7 separate regions of the Mus musculus genome follow, and all the other regions are linked to region 1. A link is a loop called in an ENCODE intact Hi-C map of the cell type or tissue named here. Cell type or tissue: left cerebral cortex. All regions are shown on one strand.

What was found. Peaks named below come from ENCODE experiments on the same cell type or tissue, not always from the same donor. Only the 100,000 strongest peaks of a DNase experiment are listed, where the experiment ranks them.
Region 2: it touches region 1 in a loop (8-fold over the local background); 2 of 42 quality-filtered maps call a loop at or near these places.
Region 3: a loop joins it to region 1, with 2.3 times the contacts of the local background. A loop is called at or near these places in 2 of 42 quality-filtered maps.
Region 4: it touches region 1 in a loop (2.7-fold over the local background); 2 of 42 quality-filtered maps call a loop at or near these places.
Region 5: a loop joins it to region 1, with 2.1 times the contacts of the local background. A loop is called at or near these places in 2 of 42 quality-filtered maps.
Region 6: a loop joins it to region 1, with 2.1 times the contacts of the local background. A loop is called at or near these places in 2 of 42 quality-filtered maps.
Region 7: a loop joins it to region 1, with 3.0 times the contacts of the local background. A loop is called at or near these places in 2 of 42 quality-filtered maps.

Annotation. Positions count from the first base shown.
Region 1 is chr4:33,733,379-33,737,378 of GRCm38, reverse strand. No RefSeq gene overlaps it. Among named protein-coding and RNA genes, the nearest start is that of Gm33059, 46 kb to the left of the region's middle. In left cerebral cortex, no CTCF peak of the experiment used is centred here; DNase peaks (open chromatin) are centred at 1,130, 1,796 and 2,238; H3K27ac peaks cover 1,779 bases.
Region 2 is chr4:33,793,891-33,797,890 of GRCm38, reverse strand. All of the region lies in intron 3 of Gm33059 (a long non-coding RNA gene), which reads right to left. Among named protein-coding and RNA genes, the nearest start is that of Gm33008, 3.1 kb to the left of the region's middle. In left cerebral cortex, no CTCF peak of the experiment used is centred here; a DNase peak (open chromatin) is centred at 2,224; H3K4me3 peaks cover 152 bases.
Region 3 is chr4:34,224,005-34,228,004 of GRCm38, reverse strand. No RefSeq gene overlaps it. Among named protein-coding and RNA genes, the nearest start is that of Gm33286, 82 kb to the left of the region's middle. In left cerebral cortex, no CTCF peak of the experiment used is centred here; DNase peaks (open chromatin) are centred at 1,036 and 1,744.
Region 4 is chr4:33,518,847-33,522,846 of GRCm38, reverse strand. It overlaps Gm52726 (a long non-coding RNA gene), which reads right to left. Exons shown (of 3, transcript XR_003955376.1): 3 at 1,626-3,425. Among named protein-coding and RNA genes, the nearest start is that of Gm52726, 11 kb to the right of the region's middle. In left cerebral cortex, no CTCF peak of the experiment used is centred here; a DNase peak (open chromatin) is centred at 1,684; H3K27ac peaks cover 1,535 bases.
Region 5 is chr4:33,877,206-33,881,205 of GRCm38, reverse strand. No RefSeq gene overlaps it. Among named protein-coding and RNA genes, the nearest start is that of Gm33105, 25 kb to the left of the region's middle. In left cerebral cortex, no CTCF peak of the experiment used is centred here; DNase peaks (open chromatin) are centred at 821, 1,068 and 1,610; H3K27ac peaks cover 783 bases.
Region 6 is chr4:34,229,495-34,233,494 of GRCm38, reverse strand. No RefSeq gene overlaps it. Among named protein-coding and RNA genes, the nearest start is that of Gm33286, 76 kb to the left of the region's middle. In left cerebral cortex, a CTCF peak has its summit at 2,017 (motif pointing right); DNase peaks (open chromatin) are centred at 2,009 and 2,578.
Region 7 is chr4:33,507,693-33,511,692 of GRCm38, reverse strand. Gm52726 (a long non-coding RNA gene) reads right to left here and starts at 2,122. Exons shown (of 3, transcript XR_003955376.1): 1 at 728-2,122. In left cerebral cortex, a CTCF peak has its summit at 1,908 (motif pointing left); DNase peaks (open chromatin) are centred at 148 and 688.

The DNA.
Region 1 (4,000 bases):
AACAAAGGCTACAGAGTAATACCAGCAGCTGAGTGCATCTAATCTGCAGCCCTGTGAATGCTGCCCAAGACAAAAATCACAAAACATTGTGTGGTAACTCTCTTGGGCATGAGCTCTGTAGATGACCACATGGTGTCACAAAGTCGAAAGGTTGGACCGACTTTGGAAGCACCTGCATTCTCAAACTGAGGCTATATGAAGTTGTTCTCTATTTTCTATTCTGAAGGGATGAGTTCCCATGTGCTTTTGGAGTAGCACAATTGATTAGCTAATCAAAGGGTTAAATGGCAGCAGCGCTCAGAGCTGGTCCCTTTTGCTGGCTGCATAGATCACTCCTGGCCCTGGAGCAAAGGAATGAGAAAGAAGGAACTCTTGGGGGTTTTTTTGTTTTGTTTTTTGTTTTGGGTTTTTTTTTTTCTCCTCTTTATGTCTCACTCCTGACCGACTGCACAGTTATTGGAGAAAGATTTAAGTCTTGTAGCTGTTCTTTGAGTCAGTCCACAGAATACAATAGTGATAGACTGGGGTATCTTGGCTCAAAGGATCAAAAATATCATTGAAAGTCCAATAAGGTGGAAGACTGGGTATGAGCAGAAGGTTTGCGGTTGTTGCTTCGTGTGTACAGAAAAACGCCCCTTTTTAAAGTGGAGGTCTCTAGAAAAGTCTCTCTAGCTGGTCGCCTTCTAATAACGGTGGGGAATTATTTCCACAGCATTTTGGACTCTAATGACCCAGATGACATCCCCTCCCAGTTCAGCGGGCTCCATTACTTGCTTGGATTGCAAAAAGGTGATAGTGTACTTGGGCCTCATTATAACAAGACTCCAGGGGGTGGGGGAATCTTGTCTCCACTCTCTAATAACAGTATCAGCTGTGCAAACTACTACTGCTCCCTTCCCATCAAAGCTGTGTTGTGAGGAGACATTTTTCTTTCTTTGTCCCAATACTATCCCGATGATGAAAGAAGAGTCCCCCAGATTATTTGTTACCTTAGGGGGACGAGCGTGCTGTTAATCACAAGCCCATCCAGGCAAGATTCTAAATGTTAATAGACTACCAGGGCCTGGAGGAGAGGCCATTTTTCGGCTGGGGAAGCGGCTGGCAGCAACCCCATCTCACAGCATTGACTCATGCCTGAATCACAGCCAGGCTGGCAGGATGTTGTTTTGGGGAAGTTCGCAGGCCTGTCAAAAACCTGCTGTTGCCATTGGCTGATATTATGCAAGATTCCAAATGATATATTTATATTCTCCTTTTGGATTTGTTGTGTGGTGTGCCCCCCCCCCCCAATTCTCCAGCAAGCTTCAAATGGCCAAAATGGAATGCATAAACAAACAAACAAACAAACAAACAAACAAAGGTAGACTCATCATAAACTGAAGGCACTTTGCTCTAAGCTCCCTTAGGCAGCCAGGTCAGAACAGTGCAGGGAATTTGCTGCAATCATTAAAGCCTCACTCAGGAAGGGTATGGCAAGCCCCGAGCCTCCATGCATGGCTTCATCCAAGTTTCTTTCCTCCCTGTATAAATCTCTGCAGCTTGCACAGGGATAACAGATTAAGCAAGGCCCCTGGTGCACTTCCTTTGTTGCAGGCTGACTGGTGACTGGGAGAGGGGATGTGGTGGTAACTGCAGAGTTTGTGAGATTCACAGAGGCTCAGCTTTCCCATCTGAGCTTCTCTGACCCAAGCCTGTGAAGAGTTTAACCAGGGAGGCTGAGGAAAGTCTTCCCAACTGTGTCACCAAGTGCTGAGAAGTTCCTCGCAGGAACTTGGTAGGCAGAGAGAGTGTGAGTGAATTCATTTGTATGCCTAATTTAAGACACAATTGAGAGGCACAGTGTTCTAATAGATGGAGTTCTGGCTGAGGAATTAAGAAACCCGAGTTCCATTCTTAGCTCAGCACAGTGAAACTGAGGCTTGGCATTTTCCAGGAGGATTTGAACTCTAGAGACAGTCAATTCAGGACAAAAACTGATAGAGTGATCCAACCTCAACCCCCGTTATCTACAGCTTCCGTCAAGCCGATCGAAAGCAAATTTAGCCATTCTTAAATTCTTAGAAAAGTCCTAACGAAAAATGTCCTTTGAATAATCCCCTAGAGGAAAAGGTGGAATTGTTTAGCATTCACTCTTCAAGGGGAGCTGTCTTTGGACCTTGTTCAAAGCAGACCCATAGCGTGGAGGAGGGGCTCCTACTCCCAGACACTGGCGATAGGGAGGCACCAGCACTCTTTCAAGTCCTGCCCAGGGCACTGGACACAGCTGCACTGCAGCCTCCCTGGGAAAATGACCTTGGCCATTAGCCTGCGTGCTTAGTGGTTGCTTCCGTCTCAACCTCACACTCGGGGGCATTTTAGATTCAGGAAGCAGAGCGATCCATGCTCGCAGTTTCCCAGTGACCACTCACTGCCCAGACTTGGTTAGTAACATATGGAAGCTCAGCCCTGGAAATGTTCTCAGGCCACCACAGCTACATGAAGAGAAAGAACAGTTAGAATGGTGTCAGATTTATCCCTTAAAATCATCTTCACTTAAGGAATTAACAGAGTAGCCTGTGAATACTACTATAATAGTCATATGCCGCATGCAAAGTGACTGTTCGCCTCTGACTCTTTGTCCATGTAGTTTAAATTTCTGAATATCACCAGCCTGGATCTGTCCTCTCTACCATGTCTTTAATAAACATTTAACTTTTATTGTGTTTTTTTTTTGATTCAGTCATTCAACAAATATTCCTTTGTACCAACTGTGTATTTAAGAACACAAAGTGTCTGTCCCTGGCCTTAAGAAGTTGACCCTCCAGAAAGAAAAGAAAGCCAATCAAGACAGGGCTAGCTCGTGGATGCTCTGAGATGAGCCTTGGAGTTCAGTGTGGAAACAAAGGAAGGGGAGAAGCAGACACTGTTCAGAGAGCTACCTATGTTATTTAGACATTAAGGTGTTAGAAAAAGAGAAGGTTTACCTGAGGATGGCATGGTTCAATATACAGACCATTCAGGTCCATGGGCAGAGCTTGTGTTAGAAATATTTCATGGAATTGGATTTCCAAATCCACTTTCTCCATTCTGTTAATAAACCCTTCCCAGCTGACAAAGTCTACATCAGAACACCTTGACCTGACTCACTTAGGCAGAGGGTATGGTAAATAGACAAACAGAGCCTACCTTGAGATTTTTGAAGCAGCTAAAGAATAGACTCTCTTTCAGCTGAAAATAAAAATTTTCTATAAGCCTAGAACTAAGCTATCATTAACCTATTCATTGAGAGGGCCTGCCAGAAAAGGAGACAGTCAGAGGATGTGCCATGCCCATCCCAGACTGAGCATCTTAAATTTCTATGTTACATGTGTCTGCTTGAGTGTTCTTTCACTTGCAATCAATCCTAGTATAGTGAGATAGGAGAACCAATCAGAAAACTGCTAGAATAGGCCAGGTGAGAGGTCAAATGTAGTAAGCCAAGGCAGTGGGAAAGGGATCAAAGAAAATAGTAACAAAATTGAAAGGCCCCGAAGGACTGGGTTTTGTGACTGATGAATAAGCCTGAGAAGAAGGTTCATAGAATTAGCCCGGGGGCTTTGGTTTACTTTGTCACGATGGTGCCACTCACTAACACAGAAGATTAATAAGAAGGCTTGAAAAATGAAGAGAATGAGTTTGACTGTGGACATGTTGAATCAAGTCCTGTGGGCTATCCAGATGGAGATGTGCAGTGGGCAGTTGGATAATGATTTTAGGAGTCAGAAGAAAAACCAGAGATCCTGTGTTTAGAAGCAACAAATGGGGCTTACAGATTCCTCCAGCTCATCAGACTAATGAATGTTAGAGGACATGAACACCCAAGTGGGAATAGCCCCAAATACCTGCTTTCTCAGAGACATTATAACTTTGTATACTTTGAGTATCACAATTCTTGTTTCCATAGAAATATCAGGTGATTGCTAAATTCCTTTTTTTTTTTTTTTTTTTTTTTTTTTTTATGAGACAGGGTTTCTCTGTGTAG
Region 2 (4,000 bases), 61 kb before region 1:
TTTCTTCTTCAGCAAACCTTCATTCACAGCTTCCCTTTAGTGTTTAAGTAGGAAAAAAAATAACGCGTGAGTTATCTCCTGCCTTACCTAAATGAAAGAACATTGCCCTTAATATTTTCTTCATGTTAACTGACTGGCCGACCTCTCGATGTGATGAAAACAGATTACCTTAAAACTGATCCACTAAGAGCAAGCCGCGCCGTATTTGTCATCCATCTGTATGATCTGCCGCTCACCAGAAGCGAAACTCTCAACCGAAAGAAATAAAGATAATGAGGCTGAGGAGGCAATTGTGGCGCTCGCCTGATGGTGAACATTTTCATACCTCAGGGAAACTGATGGCTAAGGTTGCAGCAATAATATCAAGACTTAGCTTGAGACTGAAAATTACACTAATTTCTCTCTTTTTCCTAAATTGCTCTGACCTAGGAAGCCAGCTAAGAAAATCGAGCCACCTGTAAAGCAGGTGTAACCTCTAGAAAGACACAAGCTGCATGGCAAGGAAGGGGGTAAACTATGGGAGGAGAGCTGGGCGTTGTGGCGCACGCCTTTAATCCCAGCACTCAGGAGGCAGAGTCAGGCAGATTTCTGAGTTTGAGGCCAGCCTGGTCTGCAGAGCGAGTTCCAGGACAGGACAGCCAGGGCTTCACAGAGAAACCCTGTCTCGAAAAACAAACAAACAAACAAACAAAACCTATAGGAGGCACACAACCAGAGTTGAGTCTTGCGTGGTAGAAGTCCTGCATATTGTGGTCACACTTGATGATGCCTGTACTCGCCAGCTCCTTTTCAGTGTCCTGTGTTAGGACAAGCAATCACCGTGATTATGATCTCGAGAAAGACTTCAGATATGGTCTTCCTCACCCATCCCTCAAGTGCACAATTCCACACAACAGAAAACTCACCAGGAACACTTCATTCAGTGTTGAATTATTTCTCTGGTTTATTTTACCACCTGTGTTAATGTCTGGGACTTCTGCAATAGTTACAAAAGACTACATTGTCTCTTTGCTCTGAAGGCTGTGGTCTGAGGTAATGGTGCCACCCGGGGTTGATTAAAGAAGCAGAGAGAACCTAGTCTAGGGTTCACTTCAAGCTTCCAGTGGTTTGGGGGAGAGCTCTGCCAATTCTTGGCTGGCTAGATGCATTCTTTCAATCTCTACTTTCAGCTCATGGAGACTTTTCATACCTGTGTTCAAATTTCTCCTTTTAACAGTACACCAGTCCTACTAGATCAAGGCCTGCCTTAATGATCACACTGGAAAGACATTAGTTCCAAAATACAGTCATATCCTGGAGAGTTGGGGTTAGAGCTTCAACATATCTTTTTGGAAGGACACATTCAATACTCTGATACTAAGTTAGTTATAGATTTCAGCTAGTTTGTTTGTTTGTTTGTTTTAACTATTCTTAAATAAGAATTTTGTCCCTGAAAATGATAGTGTTCACTGTCTTGAAATAGCATTGCCTTCTCCAATTGTAGGTACTAGATCTCCCAAGAAAAGAGCTAGTCCCCCTTGGGGCTTAACCATTACAGTGGTACTTAAATCCATGCCCCCTAGAGACTCTACATTCCCTTCTACAGACTTGTTTTCATTGGTGATCAAGATGAGTGGCATGCTGCCTCCGGAAACCCTCCCATTGCTAGCATGCTTCTCCACAACTCTCCCATCTCTGCTCCAGGCTGCCCACTGCCCTTTTTCTCAAGGTTGAAGGGGATTTCGGAGTTGAGGGAGGCGGCTCCATATCTTTTTGAAAGATTGTAAAAGATGACCCCATTTCCTTTAGTTGCAATCCTTCCCACTGAGAATGCTGGAATTTCCCCCAAGGTTGGGTATGGGGATGGTCTAGTACAATATGCAGTGCCTCTTCTCAATTCCCATTATAAAAGTGATGCAGTTCCCATCAGGAAGATGAGATGCACCCAGTGCAACTGAAAGACACACCACCTCTGGGAGCCTTGGACTTAGAAGACAGAAGGCAACATAATGGGGTCCCAAGGACAAGTGCGTGACAGTAGGAAGAAAACCTGCTCCTGTCCTTGCTTACCTTGTCCATGAGGTTACTGCCAAGCAAAGGTAAGCAGACCTCAGAACAAGCCCCACAACTCATCTCTCTAGTAGTCTATTTCCAGCTTTCTTTGCTTAAATCCTTGAGTTTTCTACTACAGATGGCCATTTTGATAGCAGGCAGTTAGTCATCCTTTCCGGTCACACGTAAACCTCCCACACTGGGGCCAACTCAGAAACCAGAATTAAAATGCATTTGAAACAAGCATAACAAATTTGGCTTCTGTGAGTGAGCCTGAGATGACTAACACATTTTCCATACAGGTCCCAAGGCCAGGAATTATAGTTTTCCTCATATCGCTCTCTTCATTAAGCCTCAGCCACAGTGAAACATTGCTATCAACTTCAGTTCAACAACTCAAGGATTCAAGCAAAAGTAAATCACATTGGAAATAGATATACTATCTAGCTTAAGATACCTGCTTACCTTTGCTCACAGTAACATGTGACAGTAATCGTCCATGCTGGTGACACTGAAGTCTCTCTGCAGGGACATCGTGAGTGGTGTGGAAAGCTTAGAAATAATCAAATGGTCTTCCTTACAATTGTGGTAGAAAGAAGATATTTCTTGAGAAAAAAGATAATTTTCTATTTTTATTAATATTTGATGAGTCAGATGGCAGTATCATGTGAATTTTTAAAATATATGCTTGTGTGTGCAGTGAAGGAAAATGTTGCCAAGCAAAGAAACATGTTCAGCTCTGACTTTTTGACTCATGTTGTAACACGTGTGTTTCATTTTCATTATAAACGCAAGGCCATGACCACTTGCAAAAGCAAAAGAAGTGCTTGAGGTTTGTCAAGCAAACCAAAAGTAAACAAGAAGTGCCAGGTTACACTGTCACTTGGGGAGGATGGGCCACTTCTCTAGATGGATATAAAGAATGCTTCCTTACGTCAGCTAGAAAGTAATTTAAATCCATAGAGTTGAATAGCAGAAGGTTGAGAGCTGAGTCTAGTCAATGCTTGCTGGTTATCTATTCCCATAGTACTTAGGATACATTCAGAGAATACAAAAACGTGCCCTTTCCCAGTGATAAATGAAGTAAATAAGTCACACAGGAAATAAAAGCTAAGAAGCAACTGGGTAACATACAAGGGAGAAACTATGGAACCAGGGTGTCAAGGGAGTGTCCAAGGGTCCAACTCTGGAATCAGGGTTCTTTAACATGCTTGCTCTGGAACTGCCTTTTGTCTTTCTCACCGTTCAACAAGGAGGCGAGCACCATTTCTGGGAGGCTTTGCTCCTGGAATAGGACTGGGGGGCAGCTTTAATCCCTGACTTTGTCACAGCAAGAAGGAACCACAATGGGGAGGTCTGCTGGCGAGAGAGACGGAGGAGGAATAGCTACACAGAGGAAAGCCTGTCCACCAGGCACTGATGAAATTATGCAGTTCAGGTGTGGAAGACTGACTGACTCCCCATACACCCGAATGACAGAGTTTGAAGTCTGCTGTGGTTACTAGAGATGAGACTGGCTGATGAGTGTTCTCAGCAAACCACTCTAGCAGAAGTATGGCTTGAAGTCGGTTTGGTACCTCCTCTCACTTGCAGGAACGCTAAGCTATACTTCCTGGCAAGCCCATCTTCCCACATAGACATGGATACTGATATAAGCCTTGACATGTAAAGTCAGAGCTCTGTAGTCCAGGAACATGCCTGTGAGTCCTCCCTATTGGACCTAGAGGAAAAGCCAAGACACTCAGACGGAGAAGTACCACCTGCAGAAAGGAGAAGGTGTTGGGTGTTAGGTTCTTCTCTATGAAGAATAATCCCAAGGTACTATTCAAATTTAGGAGTATTCAGATTCAGTATCAGGATACTAAATTTCAGTCTCTTTCCTTCCTTTGACTTCCATCTCCCTTCTGTTATGAAAGAATCAGGAAGGAGAGGAAGGAAGGAAGGAAGGAAGGAAGGAAGGAAGGAAGGA
Region 3 (4,000 bases), 490 kb before region 1:
TTATCACCCTTTCTTCCTCTTTCAAGGTGCCTTTGCTTATTGAATTGGAACATTGTATTAGGTTTAAGGACACAGGGGAGCAAAAATACTTCTTGCTAATGGCGGAGGTCCTGATTGTCTTGGTCCATACCTGAGTTTGGAAGAAGAAGAAGAGGAAGTGGGAAGGAGTACCAGAACAGCCCCTGGCAGCCAGCCAGCCGATCCTCAGCTGCACACGGTTAAGACATGGCGTTTACAGCAGTCCATTACTTTCCAGTGGGGTCACCTTACTCAGGCAATAGGCAGCCGATTAGCAACTCTGCCTCCTGGGCAAATGAACAAGTCAGAGATGGGCAAAATAGGGGTTTCATGTGAAAGCCAGAGAGGAAGCAGGATTTGAGAAGATGCCATCCTTGCCATGTGAGCCACACTTTTATGTAATGCAGAGCACTGTCCGTCTGGACATAAACTGATAATGGCTTTATTCCAATGTAGCTGCAAATGGAAATGGGACTTTGGATGGAGAATTAGTAACACTTATCCCTGAGTTTCTTTGTTGATAGTTAAGATTCTTAAGTTGGATTCAATTTCAGATAAGGACTCAGTATGAGAATAGGTTAAGAAGTCATAATACTCCTTTTCTATTTCAATTCGGGGACATTTCCTTCCCAAGTGTGGCTCAGAGAAGTGGATATGAGGAATATAGAACTCTAATGTGTAGTATCTAGGGGGGAAGCGCTATTCTTTCTTAGCATTACCCACATTCACAGTAATTGCAACAAAATGTTTTAGGAGGGCAAATGAGGTCTATGCCAGACAAAGCAGAATCAGCCAAAGCATCAAGTATTTGTCTTGCTCACGATGGTGGCATGCCATTGTCAGAGGAGAGTTTGAATCAGCAGCAGTTTGGCAAGAACGGACAAAACAAGGGAAAGGACTCCGGAGCAAGGTTTTTGAAAATAGCTGCCTCCAACTGGATGAAATTTCTCTTCTTTAGGTTGTGGTCCAGATGCCATGTGGTAGGTTTGGGAACAGTGCCACTGCCACAATTATCGACAGCACCCTCAGTATCCTGAACATTACAGTAATGGGCGAGTGACTCTACTTGGGTTGACAGTAATGAAGAAATGGAAGAAAAATATTAGTGCAGAAGCACTGGCAGCCTGCAAGGAACTCCAAGCTGGGCCCTCATGGTGGCTGAGTTCTCATCTCTGGGTTGTCCAGATGGGGATACAAGCTGTTTGTGTGATTATCTCCATCCCTAGGCTCCTGCAAAGAAAAGGGGCTTTGGTCATCTCCTACCTAGGAAGGGAACACTGACTTCCTCTAAGGACAGGCATACTCATTCCATGACTCATCTCCACAGTCGGGCCACATGCATAGCCAGCAAGCATTCCTGACCTCCTCGTATGTATTGCCTGCTATCTGATTCTTGTTGAACTGTCTCATTTGTCTCTGTCTCTGTCTGACTCTGTCTGACTCTGTCTGTCTTTATCTTACACACACACACACACACACACACACACACACACACACACACACACACACGCTCACACATAAACATGCCTTTCTCAACACAATGACCCCAACAGTCACTGTAAATGTCCCCATCACCTCACCATCTGCCTGTCTATTGGGCTTTGGGTTTTTCTTCTAGATTAATTCCCTTAGAGCAGAGAGTTTTTGTGGACTTGTTAAAAATGCAGAAATGTGGTTTCCTGAACTACTCAGCCAGAATATCTGGCAGCTGGCCCTGGGAATTGGCATCTATGTTAGCAAAGGCTTCTGGATGATCCAGATGCACAGAAACACGGAGAAAGCAGGCCTTGGGGAGCATCTGTGCTCCCCCACAGAGAGCCACACTCTGTGGCAGGCTGCACCACACTGACAGACAGCAGAAGACGCAGTGTGTTCTGAAGCTGAAAGGCTATTCCCCAAACATGAGCCGGCTGTGAACTGTCCCCAGTCTGCAGGTTGCCTAAATCCTGAGAGGAACATTTCTTGCATCTTGGACTAGTTCTCAGTGTTGTTTCTCTCTCCATCACGTTCCTTGTTACTCACTGACTTAACAACTGCAGCATGGCTGGTAAAGGATTCCCACATACAATGTATTCATCCTTATTACAAATCTATGCAATGAACATCATTAATACTCCCATGTGAAGGAATGAGTGTGCCTTGCTCAGTGTACCAGTTAGCAGGTTGTGAAGATAGTATTTGAACTCAGATTAGCCAAACTCCAAATTCTTTACTATGATCTTTCCTAAAACAGCTGAACCATAAACGCAGAGCAAGGAGAGCCATAGAATCTTATTGAAATGTCTTAACCTCTTTCACTACTGAGATTTCCTTTTGGTTCTACCGACTGCCAACCACTAATAATAGGAAATAAAGTGATAAGATGAAAACTGGTATGCAATGTAGAATTTGCGGTGGCTTACTGAAATATTGAAAATAATACCCAAGCTTCTAATCTAGCCTTTTATTTAAGATCCCAGACCCTTGGTAACCTTATCACCTTCATTTTAAAAACAAGGAAGCAGAAATACAGGGAGGGCTGGCTCACTAGCTGTAGAGTCAGGAACAAACTTCAGCTTTCTGCCTTTCTGTCTGAAGGAGTGTTATCCAACATCATTTGAAATCTGCCAAGCAATCACTCAAGCTGTCTGTGAGTATTCTATAACAGGTAGGCAAGTTGTATAGTGGGTACAGAAACAGAAAAGACACAATGCAATCTGGACTCAAAATATTAAGTATATTTGTAAAAACAAGGATTAGATGTAGAACCGAATGCTTTGAAAGCCGTGTTTCTCATGGTTGGCTGCAAATCAAAGCCACCCAGGGAACTTCTAAAGCCCCAGAAGCTTCCAGAATTAAGTACCTTTAAAAGTAAGGCACAAGCATGTCCATTAAAACAAATCAAATCAAAACAAAACAAAACAAAACAAAACAAAACAAAACAAAACAAAAGCCAACCAACCAACCAACCAACCAACCAACCAAACAAACAAACAAACAAACAAACAAACCTCATCCAGCCAGTGGTAAGAAGCACAGTAACAAAGTAGCACACTTCACAGTAGGGGCATGAGATACTCTAGGAGTAATGGAAAAAGAGAGGCAGGCTAACACTGCCCGTGACCATGGCCACTGGACTCAGACAAAATGACGGCTAAGTTGAGGGGGTGGAGAAACCACATGAGGAAGTCCAAGAAAAAGGCAGGAGCTTCCAAAGAGAGAGGTGCCAGTGAGGCGCCTGAGAGCTGACATCTGCAGGAAGGTCTAAGAGGTGGAGACAGGAAGAGCGCTGTTGGCATGGGTTTCTCCTGGGAAGCATGCATTGATTTGTAGGTTGGGTGATCTGGGAAACCACAAATAGACACCAATCAGAATAAACACACTTAGTTCTTGAAGAAACACATCGGTATCTCAAGTCTTAAGAAACCAAACCAAACCAAACCAAACCAAACCAAACCAAACCAAACCAAACCAAACCAAACCAAACCAAACCATTTAGTTACTGTGCTTTTTATTATTATTATTATTATTATTATTATTATTATTATTATTATTATTTCAAAGGGACCCTTGTAAATTTGGCCAGTCACTGTTTAGTTTCTTATTTCTAATATGTTTTAAAACTTTCCATTTATGTGTTCAACCACAAATTCCAAGGACTGTAAATCAGAAAGTAGTTACTTACTCCCATAACATTTGTCTTACTCTTGCACATCTCGTCTGGGCCAATCATTATGGTAGTTTGCAGGGTTTACAGATTATTGAATAGTTTCCTTCCATGATATTGCAATAGAACCTTTAGATACTATGAAATCTAGCTAGTAGGGATGAAGCTCCCAGGTCAATATCACCCTAATTTCTCTGTCTTCTATGGTCCAAGTATATGGTATCTTTAGCAATGGAGCAATAGAGTCCTGGAGGGTAACCAAGAAGAATGGCAACAGCTTGTGATGTTTAGACAGGGTATATGGGATCTCAGGGGCCATCAAAATAGGTAACAAGG
Region 4 (4,000 bases), 210 kb after region 1:
TCCCTGGGCTGTTTCCTTGTTCTCTCCTTTCTGCCACAGGGGTCAGCCCATCCCCAGATGAAAGGTCTTAGAGAGAGAGAAAGAGAGAGAGAGAGAGAGAGAGAGAGAGAGCACTTTACATATCCATGCTTGAGTCTGAAGTCTGGGGTGGGTGAGCAGGGCATCAGACTTTCATAGTTAGTTTCTCAGTGAGCTCAAAAAGCCCATGGCAGCAGCTGTGACATGAGAGACCGAGGAAAGTGAAGATACACCAGAAAACAAGACCAAGGAACGAGGTGAAGGTCATAACTGCCTGAATCTCTACCACCTCATTAACTGCCAGTGTCTCCCATTGGCCAAGCCCAGCCGCAGCCCAGAAGCCAGGATCGTGGCAATGCAGAACCTTCCCTGAACAATATAGACAACAAACCTGGCAACATTGTCACCTGGTGTCCTGCTCTTGGAATGGCCTTTCCTGTTTGCTGTCACAAGGTCTAATACGCATTGCCATAAGCCTGCCTTGGCAAATCTCTTCTGGCTCCCTTCATTGTGGGAGCTCTTTGTGTGTGCTATGTGCTTTCCACCTGGTCCGGCTCTTCCCCTGTGTCCCACTCACCCACTACTACTGCATCAGAAGCCACCAAACATAGTGGCCCAGCACAGCAGAGTCACCTAATAGTTTTCATGGCCTGACATTGATCCAGCTTCTCTGCTCTCATTTGAAGTCTCCCATAGGCTACCCTTTGGGATCTCCACAGGTTACCCACCTATGGCGTTCCTCAGCTACTCAGGCAGGAGCCTCAGGAGAGACCAGTGTAGAAGATCAGGAGAGAAGGCGAGGTCATCTTCTGGGAGCACATACTGAAAGGTCGTGCTGTGTTCCTTCTGTTGAACTGTGCTCATCAGACACAGCACAGTAACTCCACTCAGCTTCCAGAAGGGGAAAACTAGACTCTTGTGGGAACAAGTGGCATCGATTACTGTAGATCCACCTGTGACCAGTCCTTATCCATACCACCCACACCCTCTTTGGGCCCACAAGGCAGAACAAAACAACTCTACAGACTCCTTTCCTCATACTCCATACAGTGGGTACCAAGGCTTGGAGACTCCAACCCCTTGAATGCCTCCAACACGTCACTAGTGGCTACACTTAGCTTTCATTGTCTCCTCCCGGTCACCCTCCTCCTCTGCAGTGTCCCCAACCATCCCTGGGATACACTCAAACCATCCACACTCCTGCACTCTCCTGACTGGAGCCTGAAGCCTGCTTGTCTCCCTCAAGGGATGCTGGAACATAGGTCTTCCACTAGTCTCTTCTGTAGTCTCAAGACGAGATGATGACAGGATAGGGACGGGGCAGCAGTGGGGAGGATGTGGAGGAGGGTGGAGGATCTTTGATTGTTTGTGGAAGGCATTCTCTCTCCAGAGGCCTGAGATAGTCTCTTAGGCTTCACATTCTACGTCTGAATGCTGGGATTTGCAAAGAAATTGTTACTGGAGAGACAAATGACAACTTTCGTCATTTTCTTGCTTCTAACTTATCATTTAAATATGCGTGTCTAGATTTCCGAGTGTCATCTCGTGAAGGAACTATTCTTACTGTTAAGGGACATCCATGCTAAAATTGTGCACGACTCAGACAGAGGAGACAGACACAGGGAGAGTCACTATGCTTTTCTTTTTTTGGTAAGAGTTGGGGGAAGCGCAGCAGAAGGACAGAAAATAGAAAAGAATAAAGAGAGATCAGCACTGTGGCAGATGGAAATCGTCAGGCGGCAGCAGCAAAGAGCTTGACGGGATGTGTCTCCAAGGAGAAGGGACTTCAGAGCTGCACGACCATTTATTTTATGTTTTTGCATCTGAAACTAGCCATTTTATGCACCGGATAAAAATCAAAGACAATCAGACCAAACTAGTTTTAATTTGGGACTTCGAATGTGATCCTTCCACAGAGAACTCCCTCTCACGACATCTGAAATCACCAGCTCACTGAAGGGAGCTGCAGAGCCATCAGCCTAGATAAGTGTGAACTTATTGCTTGTCAGAAAGAAGATGCTGATAAGATCCCCTCTCCTCTCAGGGGAATTAGGAAGTCTAGACGAGATGCAGATTAATGGCACACCCAAGGAGCATTCCTTATGGTTGTTCCTGGTTTACAGTTGGTCCAGCTTTGGACTGAGAAGGTTTGCAAGCAATGAGGGGCACAGCAAGCATCCTAAGAGCCGACTTCTCTTGATGTGTTTTCCAGAGTGAAAGCTGTCTGTTCGTTTGTTACCTAGTCCGTAAGCCTGAAGCAAAGGGGGCAGAGCAAAGTCTAGGAAGCTGTGCTGCGCATGTGTGCTGAGATTTCCTCTTCTCCAGATCTCTGTCCTTTGCCAATCTGGTCCACAAGGAGAGACCAGGTGGCCCTGCAGCAGGGCCAAGGCCAGGTGATCCGGACAAATTGAACTTCTGCTCTGAGCTTTGGGATTTGTACCCACTAAGTGCCACAGGCTATCAGAGTGGCACCCTCCTGCGCTGCAGATGGGCTAAGGGCCCACAGTTGAAGCTCAGAATCTGCCTGCCTGTGCGACTCCTACCCTCACCTACTTACTACCTTTTCTCAGCAAAGGCCTGCGCATGAGTTCCTCCCATACCGAGAGCTTATGTTGCTTTTCAGGAAAAGCTTCCAGAATCTACTCTAGCATCATGAAACTGGCTCCTAAGGAACCATCACACAATGGCACAGCCAATTTACTTAACCAATGACTTTGACGTGACAAGCTCCAAAGCCCTAGGCAGAACATAGTTTTCTCCAAAAAGATGCATGCAACCTGCAAAGAAGCGTGGCGGGTGTGTGTGTGGGGGGGGAGCACCTTACAACTGCACAACGGATTGGTTCTAAAACTAACTACTTTCTGCTTAACCACTCTGTGAGCAGCGCTCCCCACGCCAGGGCCTGAGGGACATTCCACCCTCATACTTACTAGGGGAGAAGATTTGAGTTCTTCTGTGCCCCTGCCCCCTTTGCCAGCCAACCTCACAATCAGTTTGTTTGGTTGGTTTGGTTTGTTTGTCTTGAGTAAACCTGTGCCACAGCATTGCTGGAAGGAAGGCAAAGGGCTTCCACTCAGCATCCTTCCTTTCTCTAGATCACTGGTTCTCAACCTTCCAATTGCTGCAACCCTTTAACACAGTCCCTCATATTGTGGTGACCCCCAACCATAAAATTATTTCTGCTGCTATTTCATAACTGTAATTTTGCCAACCGTTGCTCTGGGCACATGCTGACTATTGTAGAAGCTTTTTCCTCTTTCTCGTGGCTAGACCTCTGTGGGAACACTGCAAACCCAGAGCCGGGTGGCATGTTCTTACTGCCAGAGCTATGATGAGGCTCAACACTTCATTCTTGCCTGGTGCCCTTCAGTTGTTATGAAAGACGGTGGGGTTGGAGACACAGCAACCTGAGGAGAGAACACAGAGAACTCTTTTATTTATTTATGGATTTTTGTTGGCCACGATAGGGATCAAAGCCAGGACTCACAGGTACCAGGCAAGTGCTTTATCCCTGAGCTATGCACAGCCACTCCAGACTTCAAATCCCCAGCCTTTCAGCTGGGGTCAGGAGCTATCTGAAGGACCAGCTTGTGGCTTACTTCTTCATGAAGGATGAGGACCAGAGGCATGGACAGTGTGTGGGGAGTGTTCAGCAAGAGGCCACAAGCAGCTTCCTAGCCCTAGCCTCTGTGGGTGCCAGCTAGCTGGATAGGTTCTAGAAGGCTGTCAGAGTCCAAGTCTCTAGTGCACCCTCTGCCTTTTGAAATCTTTCTCATCATACCCGGGTTTCCTTTGTCCCGCAGTGAGAGAGGGGAGCAGAGACTGAGTTAGAGGCTTGCTGGAGAATAGGACCTAGAGAGAAAGAAGAAAGAGGATTGCTTTCCTCGTTGATTTTAAGGAAAAGTGTTCCAGGTTAGTGTTTATTGTCAACTTGACACAAGCTAGGAAGAGGGAACTTATCGTCTTCCTTGCACAGGCCTGT
Region 5 (4,000 bases), 140 kb before region 1:
TCTTGATGTTTTCTTGCTATTCATATTGATTTAACATTCTCTTAGAGTTCTTACTATACAATAGTGGACTTTACATGTAAGAATACTGAATTTTTAGTAGACATATTGCTTAAGGAACATAGATGAGTTGAGGCACCCCTGTGCTACATTTTGACACCCCAAAGAAGATCAACATGAGGACTGTACAAATAAAATCTGAGCATGGAAAATGAGGCTTCTTTTTTTCTGATAAGGCCTTATTACTTGCCCTTGCCCTGCATCCCTCCTGGACATCTCTGTTTCCATGGGAAAGCAAGAGTCCATTATTCCTTCATAGTACCTAATCTGTGTTCTTTCTCCCTCTAAAGTGAACTAAGAGGTGCTTTCCATGATATAGAGGTGTGAAGGTGCCCCAAAGGACATACTTGTGAGCCCATTATCTTTAAATGGAACAGTCCATTCTGCCAGAACAGGTACACCTGCAGGACACACACAGAGCACTGGATAGTTTATTAGAAAAACTTGGGAAGAATGGGTAGGAAGCTGGCAGTTTTTAGCATAGCTGTGACAGCAGCTTTTGCAACTGAGAAGAAATACATGCAGTATTCATCACATGGTTACAGTTTTATTTTCTCCAGTTTTGGTTACTTCTTGTCAACCACAATCTAAATGGAAAGTTTCAGAAATAAATAATTTTTAAGTTCTAAAAAGTGCATCATTCTGAATACTATGATGACATTTCACACCATCTGGGTCTATTCTGTCCTACCGTAGACATGCATCATCTTTTATCCAGTGTATCTATGCTGAATGTGCTAGCTGCCCATCAACTGTGCAGTAGCTACCCCAGCTATCAGACCCACTCCTGTAATGCCACAGCACTTATATTCAAGTAATTCCCACTTTGCCTAATAATGACCCCACAGTACAGGAATAATTCTGCAAAGGAGGTACCAGGGCACAAAAGATGGAAGGACAGATTACTTTTAGAGACTGAGTTATGAACAGAACTAACACATGTTATTTCTTGACTCAGCATTCAGTTGTGGGTGTTAGACTTTGCAGAGCTCTTACTCCTCTGGCATGGCAGTTGACAACGTTTTATACAATCATGATTTTCTATATCTGGCTCCTGAGAGGAAGAGATTTGGAGCAAAGCCCCTAGCCTGTGCATATGGATATTTAGTGCCGCAGTGAAAATAACTTTATTATAGCATGTCACTAAGATTTTGGAATTGCTTCTTGAAGAATCATATCCTTGATTATTCCTACTGACGCAGGTGTTTTGAGTGTCACAATTAGATTATGAGTTCCTACTCTGAAGATAAAAGCTGGCTGTAACTGGTTTATATATTCCTATTGGTTCTGATGGGCAAATCAGGTACCTTGTGCACAAACAATTCAAAGATAAAAAAAAACAAAACCAAAACAAACAAACAAACAAACAAAAAAACCCACCACTCTGCTGAGTCAGCGGCTTGTCACTCTAGATAACTTCTTCAACTGCTACTCCCTGAAACCATTTTCTTGAGACACCTCAAGCCAGTGACATGAAATGGTACCTTAAAATACAGTAACATAGTTCCTCTAGACTGACTAATGGAAAGGGAGTTACAACTAAGTGTGCATTATGCAGGGTAGAAACCTGACTGGAGCCAGACTTTTCATAGGAACACAGACTCAAATCCTAAATTAGACCAGGTAGAACCAGCAAGAAGATGAAACTACTTTCAGTCTTCATACTTTCCCCTTCCTGATATTTAATGCCCAATGCCAGTTAAACAGACCAGTTTTGCCTGGTTCTGTTCTTTGTTCTCTCTGTTTTCTCTTTCTTTCCTTCTTTTTCCTTTATTCTTTATTTTCCCATTTTCCTTTTGGTAGGCTTTCTCAAAGAACATAGATTGACCTGGTTAGTGAGTCTCTGTCTCCTAGCCCCTGGAGAGCTGCAGCTATTTTTGGTTATCTGATTGCATTTTTTTTTAAACTCTATCTTCATTATACCCTTAGCTCAAATAGCCAAATCATCCCCCTTGTCTCTCCTGCTTCCTCAGCTGTTTATATTTCTCTCCTCTCATCTTTCTTTGCCAACGCAATACTAATCTCTGCTCTCCCCAGCCTCTTCCCACTTCACCTACAGTAATGATTGTCTTGTGCACTCCTTTCTATCACTGTTCCTTTGCTCCCTAAAATGATAGGCTGGTCTCACCTGTGACCCTGATTGTTTTGCAAACATTAGTCTACCTTCAGGGGAGTACTGACAACTTAATCTTCTCTCCTCTAAAACCATATAAAAGGAGACAGACAGAGAGGGAGAGAGAGAGAGAGAGAGAGAGAGAGAGAGAGAGAGAGAGAGAGAGAGAGAAAGATAGATCAAATTAATATGATTTAGTTCCTCTTGAGCATTGCAAATATTCCCTCCAAAAGAACAAAGTTAATTTTTAAAAATCCAACAAATGGTCTAATCCTTGATGTGGAAAACCACAGGAAATGTGAAAATCCAAGGCAGTATGAATCCTGTAAGCATGACAAATGCCTTACTAATGGCCCTAGAGAAAGTAAATCAGATAAACTTCCAACCAAAAAAAAATCCCCAAAACCTGATGAGTGTAAATATGTTCAAAGAAATCAAGGAGGACACAAAAAAAATTACTAACCAAATTCCAAGCAAAACCAAACAGCTATATAAAATAAGGAAGTCAATATAGGATATAAAAGTGAAATTCAATAAAGATACAAAATTTGAAAAAAAAAACAAACCCAACTGAAATATTGGAAATGAAAGTTCTAAGAAGCTAAATAAAAATCTCAGTGGAAAGAATCACCAGTAGAATGGATCAAAGGAATGGTAGAGTAAGATAGCTTGAAGACAAGAGAGAGGAGTTGGAATCTTAAGATGATGTCAAAGATAAAGTATGAACAGAACATTTGAGGTCTATAGGGCACTGCGAAAATACCAAATCAATAAATAATAGGCATAGTAGAAAAATAATTTCATGTTAAAAGCATAGAAACCCTTTCAATAAAATAATGGAACAGTTAACAAATCTAGGCAGATACAGGAGACATTTAGAACACTGAACAGACAAGACCCACAGATACACCTTTTATCATATGATAGTTAAAACATTTAACATATAAACATAGGGAATTATATAGAAAACTGCAAGAGGAAAAAACACAATTTCACATACTAAGGCAAGACCATTTGAATAAAAACATATTTTTTCAAAACCTATATAAATCCAAGAGGGCTTGGAATGTTATATTTCCAGTTGTGAACAATAACTGCCAATCCAGACTACTCTATATACCACCAACAAAGCTATATGTCATAATTGAAAGGAAAGGGAAAACTTCTTGTAATAAAAGCAAACTATAGGAATTTGTGCCCACTAATCTTACTTTATAGAAGCTACATGAAGCTGCACCAGAGGCATACCTCAAAAGTTTAGAGTACTTCCTGCTCCTGCAGAAGGTCCAGATTTGTTTCTCAGAACTGAACCAACAGCTTCCAGCCATCCATAATTACAGTTCCAATGTACCTAGCATACACTTCTGGCCTCTGTAAGCACAAGACACACATGTGGTACATGGACATACAAACAGACAAATACTCACAAGTGTAAAAGGAATATAAATACTAATAAAAAGAAGATACATGAAGAAATTTTTTAGAGTGAAGACAAAGTAAGCATATCTATGGAGCTATAGAAAGTATAATTCATAATAGAACAGTAATTTTAAATGAGGAATAAGAGTATACAATACACTAAAAAAACATTAAATGACTTGATTAGCACATACTTTCCTATAGTAATAATGGTGGTATATTGGTGGTATAATTTATCCAATAAGTCATAACTAGCACAATGGATGAAAAATATCCAGGACCCAAGCTTGTGAGATGGGCTCAGTGAATAGAGACACTTAATCCTGGAGACCTGCGTTCAATCTCCAAAATCCTGTATTCAATTTTCAGAACCCCAGTAAAGGTGGAAAAAGAGAACAAATTTTACAGAAT
Region 6 (4,000 bases), 500 kb before region 1:
CTCTCTCTCTCTCTCTCTCTCTCTCTCTCTCTCTCACACACACACACACACACACACACACACACACACACTTTTGAGGTTGGATCTTACTTTGTATGACTGGGTGGCTTGGAACTCGATATATAGACCAAGCTGGCATTGAATTCACAGAGACTTGCATACTCTTACCTCCCTGGTGCTGGGATTAAATAAAGGTGTACCCGTCACACCTATGTAGGACATGTCTTCTTAAAGACCTCTTTTGAACAGCAGAATTCTGTGGTTCCCTTTCTTCCTTAGCTTAAGACTGCCCCTGAAATAGCTTTTATCTTGAGCACCCATGACCACCTACACTAAAGACTTTCCACTCTCTTCTAGGCGATCCCACTTGATTGGCTGTATGCTTCCTTCACACTAAGGTTAGAATTGCACGATTTGGGCAGAGCTCATTGCATCATAGTTGTGAGGAGAAAGCTGTTTCCATTGCCATGATACACTGCTTTTTAAGAAAAGAAACCAGCTGAGTAGTTTCAGAATTTTACAGCTTATCTTTCTGGTCCTGATCAGCCTATGGAATGGTAAAGGTAGGGACTGTATGCCTATTTAACCCTGAGTTCCTACTCCGTGCTTATTGGTTGGCACGTAGTGTTTACTTATGCTGAAAGGACGGATGTTAAGTGCTTTAGCTCAGTGCAGTACATTTGCCCTTGTCAATGACATGGGGATAAAATATCACATCTCAAAAGCGGTAATCCATCATTAGTGTTTACCACACTGCAGTTATGTAATTCTCTCAACATACTGATGTGCGTCCCCACTTTAAATACAGAGAAACTAAGATGCTGTGGGAATACCAATTTCCAATTACCAATGCCCTTGGAATAACCCAGAAGTATAGTGCTAAGAAAAGAAAAGCTTACATAGTTATATCTTATTTAGAATTTTAAAACTGAGTATGGAGAAGGGGGCTGTGATTTCATACCTCACTGAGACCTGTGTCTCAGCAGGGGGAATTTGGTGTGGGTCCAGGTGGGAGGATGCTGGGGAAGATGGCATTCCTGAGTAGTTCCTTTGGCTTTTGGGTAAGGAATGAAACATACTTATTTATTTCTCTTTGACATGGAGAGAAGGTATTTTACATCAAACAATGCTTGAAATATATCACAGTGTGAAATAAATACTTCTTAAAACAAGACATAAACACACATCTAGAAATTCAGAAATGAGGTTAGGGATGCTCACGATGAAGACTCCCCAGGAGGAAACACAAGCATCCGTGCAGTCATTGATGCTGACGGTTAGCTGGGGAGCCTGGTTAGGGTAGAGATCAGCAGTCAGACTCAGGAGATCTCTGAGTAACCTCACTGGGTCATGGCTATGAGCCGAGTTGCTGCCATTGGCTTGATTTTGTTATGGCTAGATAGCTTCCTTATATCTTAGAGATTTCATCTGATTCTTAATAAATGTATAATCAATGAGTTTTCTAGTTTAGTTTATTGCTCCATAAAAATTCTAGACAGGCTAGTTTAAATGACAGAAAAAAAAAGCTCAACATTTTAAATAGGGATAATTAAATTTATATTAAGTAATAATTCTGGTGTATTGTGTCTTTCTCAGCTTTCCTCCCTCCTCCATCTTCTCTAGTTCATTTGAGAGACTGACATAGGCTCTGAAATTCAGACTCTCAATCCTTACTTACTTGTTCATCCGACACAAACCTCAACTGTGATAGGAATACAGAATTTGTTCTTGCTTTCTCTTTTTTGAGCATCGTCTTGCGGATTAGGGGGATGCGTGATTAGAGATGCCTTGAGGATTAAGAATTTTTAAACATGGGTTACATGTTTGGGGGACTTCTTTCTCCATTTCTACTATCAAGTCACAGTGAGAACGAGTTGACCAACCTCCAAACAAGACTCTGGGGTCTATTTGTGTTTTCCTGTGAAGGGCTCCTCCTTCCCTCTCTTCAGGCACAACATGGCACTATGGCGGCACTTCGGAGGTAGTGACACAGGAGACCAGCAGGTGGCACATGGGAACCACAATACTCACACCCAAGCTCTCCACCCAGCTGGAGGAAGGGATTAGTGCAGGCAGAGCTGGCTGAAGTCCTTGGTTATGGTGGTAGGGTCTACTAGGCAGGAAAACAAAGCAAGCCACATGAGCAAAATCAGTAGGTGGATGGTGTGGGAGTACATTTTATAGAAAAGCCAAGATGTCCTTTGTTGTTGAGGTGACAGAAAAGCTAGGACACGAGCAGGTGTGAAGAAGGGGATGACTGATAAACTAGAACCATTTTTTAATGCTAAAACGATCATTATGTGCACTGTCCTTCCTTATTTCAATCAACTATGGGAATATTCCTTAGAAGAGACAATACTTTTCTATGAGCATATACCTTAGAGGAGACAATACAATAACCTGGTCTTTTGTGTACCTGCATATATACATATATGAACGCATGTGAGTGTTTTCATGTGTTTGTAGGGTGCATGCCTGTGGAGGCCAGGTTCACCTTGTCTTCTCAGACAGGGTTTCTCATTGGGCTGCAGCTCACTCAGTAGGGTAGGCTGGCGGCCAGCAAGCTCCAAGGATCTGCCTGTCTCTGCTTGTCTAGCCCTGGGATTTCGGAGATGCATTACCAAGCCTGGCCTTTAAATATGACTTGTGGTGCTCAAACTCAAATCCTCATGACTGCTTGGCAAGCACTTTACTGAATAAGCAGTCTCTCCAGTCCCAGCTAGCCACACACCCCTAAAACCAAAGAACCAAACACTCCTCTCCAACATATGCAGTATGTGAACTTACTCTCTGAAATATTATGTCCAGAAAAAAGGCAGGATCATTTAACTCAAGGCTTCTTAATCTTTCTTTCTTCCTTCCTTCCTTCCTTCCTTCCTTCCTTCCTTCCTTCCTTCCTCTCTCTCTCTCTCTCTCGATCTCTCTCTCTCTCTCTTTCTTTCTTTCTTTCCTAGCAGTCCTTTTTGCTCAAGAAATTTTTAGATGCCACTAAACAGGTGTATAGATCAGACATTTACTGATAATAAATCAAATTTATTTTAAAACAATTTTTATTTACATAAATTTTATTTTGGAGACTAAAGCGAATTTGCACACAATGAGACGGATGTCCTCATTGCTTCGATTTTTACACAAAGAATTAGATCTTGGCTGAACATTTCCAAGTGTAAAACACAGAGCTGCTTCAACATTTTTCAGTTGATTTGTGTTTTGTTCTACAATAATTAATGCCAAGATTGCTGTTCCATATAAATATGCATTACAGAATGACAGAAGCTATATTTTGAGCCACTTCGAAAAATTGTTGGAAATTCTGTCCTAATCCCAAGCTAAAATTAATTTGGAGGTTTTATTTTGGGCGGGGTATGTAAAACTTAAGTCAGCAAACTCGCATAGCAATTTAGAAAGATCAAACATTCAAGCAATCCAATCCAAGATATACTGATTTGATACTTACACTCTGAGGAAGGATAATACAAATTATTAAATCTTTGTTTTCCGCTATTAAACCATATGTCTCTACAAGGAGCAGAACATTGTATATGCACAATAAAATGCTGGCATTTATAACATACAACAACTCTGCATGTGAGTCAAGGTACTTCAGGGATGTGTGTTGGCATGGTGTGATACAATGTGCAGTACCAAGTGTGCAGGTTAGGGGTTCACAATCAAGGTGATAACGAAGCCAAGAAATAAACACAGCATGGGCAAATGCTGCGTGAAATATGCCGGATTCATTTTGAGCTTAATTCTGAATTAATTTTTGGCTGATCAAGTTCAGGAATCCTTTACTGTCCACAGTTCTTCCCTAACCCTGTATTCAAGTAATTATGGCCCACAAGATAAGAATCTAAAGTTTCCATAGCAAGCTATACAGAGAACAACAATCTCCATCTAGCCAGACTAGCTCAGATGTGGGTTTCTGATGGAAGAAGGACAGTTAAGAGTGATGTATAGCCGGGCGTGGTGGCGCACGCCTTTAATCCCAGCACTCTGG
Region 7 (4,000 bases), 230 kb after region 1:
TGATATCCCCAGATACGAGTTGTGCCTGTGTGACAGGCTTCAGGGACACCTCCCTCACTGGTCAGGCGTGGCAAGGCTTCGAGGAGGCCAGCTGCCAGCCTGTATCCATGTGTACTCACACTCCCAAATCAGGGGCAGCCGTGTCCCAGCATCTGGCTTTGTTCTGGAAATTGCAGATTTCTTAAAAAGGAGCTTGGACTTCCAACCATGGCTCTTAACTCTGAGGAAGATCTCTAATCACCTTCCACACACATTTCCAACTCTTGTTGCTGGGAACTTTGGTTCTTTTCCCACACCACCCCCACCCCACTCCCAGCAGAAGATGCTCATAGCTGAAACATATATACTGCCCTGTTTTATACATATATATGTTACATATTTTATATGATATATATGTGTGTATATATATATATATATATATCCCCACCCCACTTCTATACTTAGTTTCCAGCTCAAGTGGATTTTATTTATTTATTTATTTATTTATTTTTAGGACGTGTCAGATAAATCTGTTCATCTTTTTTGAGTTGAAAGACTGGAAGAAATCACACGTCGCTTCAGATGTGAGATGCGCATGGGCGGTTTGCATCCTGCCCAAAGATAGCTCAACTTCATTTTGAGATGTTTTGCCTTCTTTGGCAATCAAAATCCAACTTTTCTACATAGGCATGTGCCTACGGGTTACAAAACTTGAATACATCAACATTGGTTGTGGTCTTTGCCTCACCTCCAGATAAACTTGTGCACCTCAGGGGTGTGGGCTGCACCAGCCTTCTAGAAATCCTGGGCTGCTCAGGCTCCACGAAAGCGAAACACGTGAATGCTATTAACTACACCTAGAAGACCGTGGGCAGGGAAGGAAGCACAGGGGAAGGCGGAGAGCTCAGCTTTGGCGTATTGAGGTTGAGGTGACTATTAGACACCCCAGCAACGATGACAAGCTGTCAGTGGGATGTCTGAGTTCAGCACTCAGGAATGAGAGCCACGCTCTAAATGCACTTGGAAACTGTGACAAAGTGGACAGAGGCCAGCATTCCCTCCGTAAGAGGCACCCAGAGCAATCAGCTCCCTCGAGGTTTCTAAAGAGTCTAAAGGTGATAGATAGCCTGGCTTTCTCAAAGATCAATTTGCCCAACTGAAGGAATCCACCTGCCCTCCCCCATCCTCATCCCTATTTAAGGAAGGACCAATGGCAAACAAGCTATAAGTCTGAAAATCACCAAGTTATGTGAGAAAGTCACTTATTTCTCAGTAGGTTCATATGTAAAATGGGACAATTGTATCAAGGCTCCATATGAACAGCAGACTTTTTTTTTTTTTCCTCTTGGAAGATCCAAGCCGGCCATAAGGGGTCAGAAAGTAATCTCCCACCCCAAAACTTCCTCCCTACAGGGAGACACCCCCCCCCAAGCTACATCTCACCTCTTCTCAAAGCACCACCGTGGGGAGCACGCTGGCACACACAGTGCTGGAACAGTAAGTAGGTGAGAGCTACATCCTGGTCCACAGGCCAGGAGAAAGAAAACCACTGGGTCAGTGGACGTATGCTTTCCAAACCTCCAGCCCATCCTCTAGCAAGGCCACATCCCCTCATCCTTCTCATCCTATCAGAGAGTTCTACTCCCTGATGATAGGCATTCAAACATGCATATGGGGTCCATTCTTACATATAAAAAATAGCAAAAACAAACTTTAAAAACCCTCCTCCAAGACCTGGATAAAGTTCATTAGTCTTATTCTGTGGTTTATATTATTCTCTTGAGTCTAGAGAAATAGTTCAGTGTTTAAGAGCACTGGCTCCTCGTCCAGAGAATCTGGGTTCAATCCCCAGTGCCCAAATGAGTTCTTACCCATCGGTGACGCCAGTTCTAGGGTACCTGGTGCCCTCCTCTGGCTTCCAGAGGCACTTCCTGGTACACACACAAGCATGCAGGCAAAACAACCACATACAAAAAGCTAAATTAAAACACCACCACCAATAACAACAAAATTACTGTCTTCTGTCTGTCAGAGTGTGTGGAGGAGGGGGCATTATTAGATGCTTTGGGAAAAAACCTTTCCAGAATGTCTGAAAACCTGAGCCTGCTTTTTTGTTTGTTTGTTTGTTTATTTTTGTTTTTCAAGACAGGGTTTCTCTGTGTAGCCTTGGTTGTCCTGGAACTCACTCTGTAGACCAGGCTGGCCTCGAACTCAGAAATCTGCCTGCCTCTGCTGGGATTAAAGGCATGCGCCACCACACCCGGTTTGCATTCTTAATATAGCTTAATGCTAGAGAGGCTGCCCTCAATCCTCAGAGTCTCTTACAATATTTAGCAGTCACTAACGGTGAGAAACTTTGCATGTTGGAATAAGAATTTATAACTATTTTTTTGCAATCTTTCAGAAATGTCAACAGTTGAAACTATATTTAAAGAATCATCTTTTCTCCTTTTCATAACTTCCTTGCGATTTCTTGCTGACATTTCTCGGATGCCTCAAGTGGACTTCTAATTCAATGGACATTTCACATCAGTTCTTTCCATCAGTGACGAGGCTCTAATGTGCAGAGCACGCTGCTACCCAGGACTGAAAAGAAAGCCTCCAAACCTGGCCATCGTATGCCCAGCCCCACTCCTGGGCCCTCCACAGCCTCTTAGACACCCTCTTTGGCTCGTCTGTATCAGAGCCATGTGCTTACAAGCCGCCCAGGCGGAAGGGGCTGCTGTCAGCTCTCTGGTTGGCCAGGCCAGCTCCGGAGAAGGGCCTTGTGAGTTTGGTTTTCATACTTTCATCTACAGGGAGTACAGGCTGTTGCTGCTCAGAAGCCCAGGATGTTCCAGGGCTGGAAGGGGCCAGTCCTGTAGGTTGAGACTGTAGACACCTTGTCATCCCTGGTGATAAATGACTAGTTTCCTGAAGGAAAGGTTGGGCAGATGTCTTTGACCTCAGTCAGCATGCTCACGTAGGCTTACCATGGTGGGATGGATTATTTAGGCTATCTGCTGTAACTTCTAACCCCATCATGTGCCTTTCTTCACGTTTTGCTTTTCTTGGTCTGCATCTCTCTCTTTTGACTTAACTTTCTTGCTCTTTTTCTGGCTGCGTTACTCAGCTGGTTATTTCTTTCTCCCATTAGCTAATCATGCTGGGCCCTCAGGCCTTTTCACTTGACACCTGTTACTGACTGCATCTGAATCCTGCTCTCCTTGCTCCCTTACCATCCGGAGCATAACCCCCATCTCTCTCTCTAGCCAACTCACTGGACTCAGAAAACCTTTTTATCCAGCCTCATGTGGCTGGCTTCTCCTCTTGCCTCATTTCTGCTAATGGTGCCACTGCTGTCCCACCTAGACTCTAACCCTCTGATAGTGGAACCTGGAGGTTTAACATTCTAAATGTCCACCACGTCCATTCCCTATTTATACAGTTTCTGTGTTCTAAGCTTTGACCTGCATCCACTAAATACAATAGACTCCCAACTTCAATGCTCAGATTATCAGATAATTCTCACAAAGAAAAGTTTGGCTTATACTCTTCTTGAATAGACATTCAAAACCCTGCACAGTGTATAAGCCAGATTTTACTCTGAGATTCTAAAAATAATCACGCCCATATGTTGTGCCTATATAGTTTAGGTGCTGGAAATATAGCCACTGAAGAAATACTTCACACAGAAGTTGTATTCTAGAGAGAAGACTTAAACGACAGGCAAACAGCTAACATACACTAGAAAGGAACCGTAAGGCGGCCACGGAACTCCAGGTAGCACAGCCACTGCGGGAGCAGTGGAGATGTAGAGACTTCTCATACTGTGGGAAGAATATTCCAGATGCACAAAGTTCAAAGTCCTAAAGGGAGAGCTTGTTTAGCTAGTGGGATATAGCACAGAAACTAGAGTGACAAGTAGGTTGAACGGGAGGCAGGTCATGTTGCTACCAAACTAAGGGGAGCACAGGGCCTTTCAGAATGTCTTGAACAGGAAAGTGACCTGCTTCCAAAAGCAGTACATCAACAGTATGGA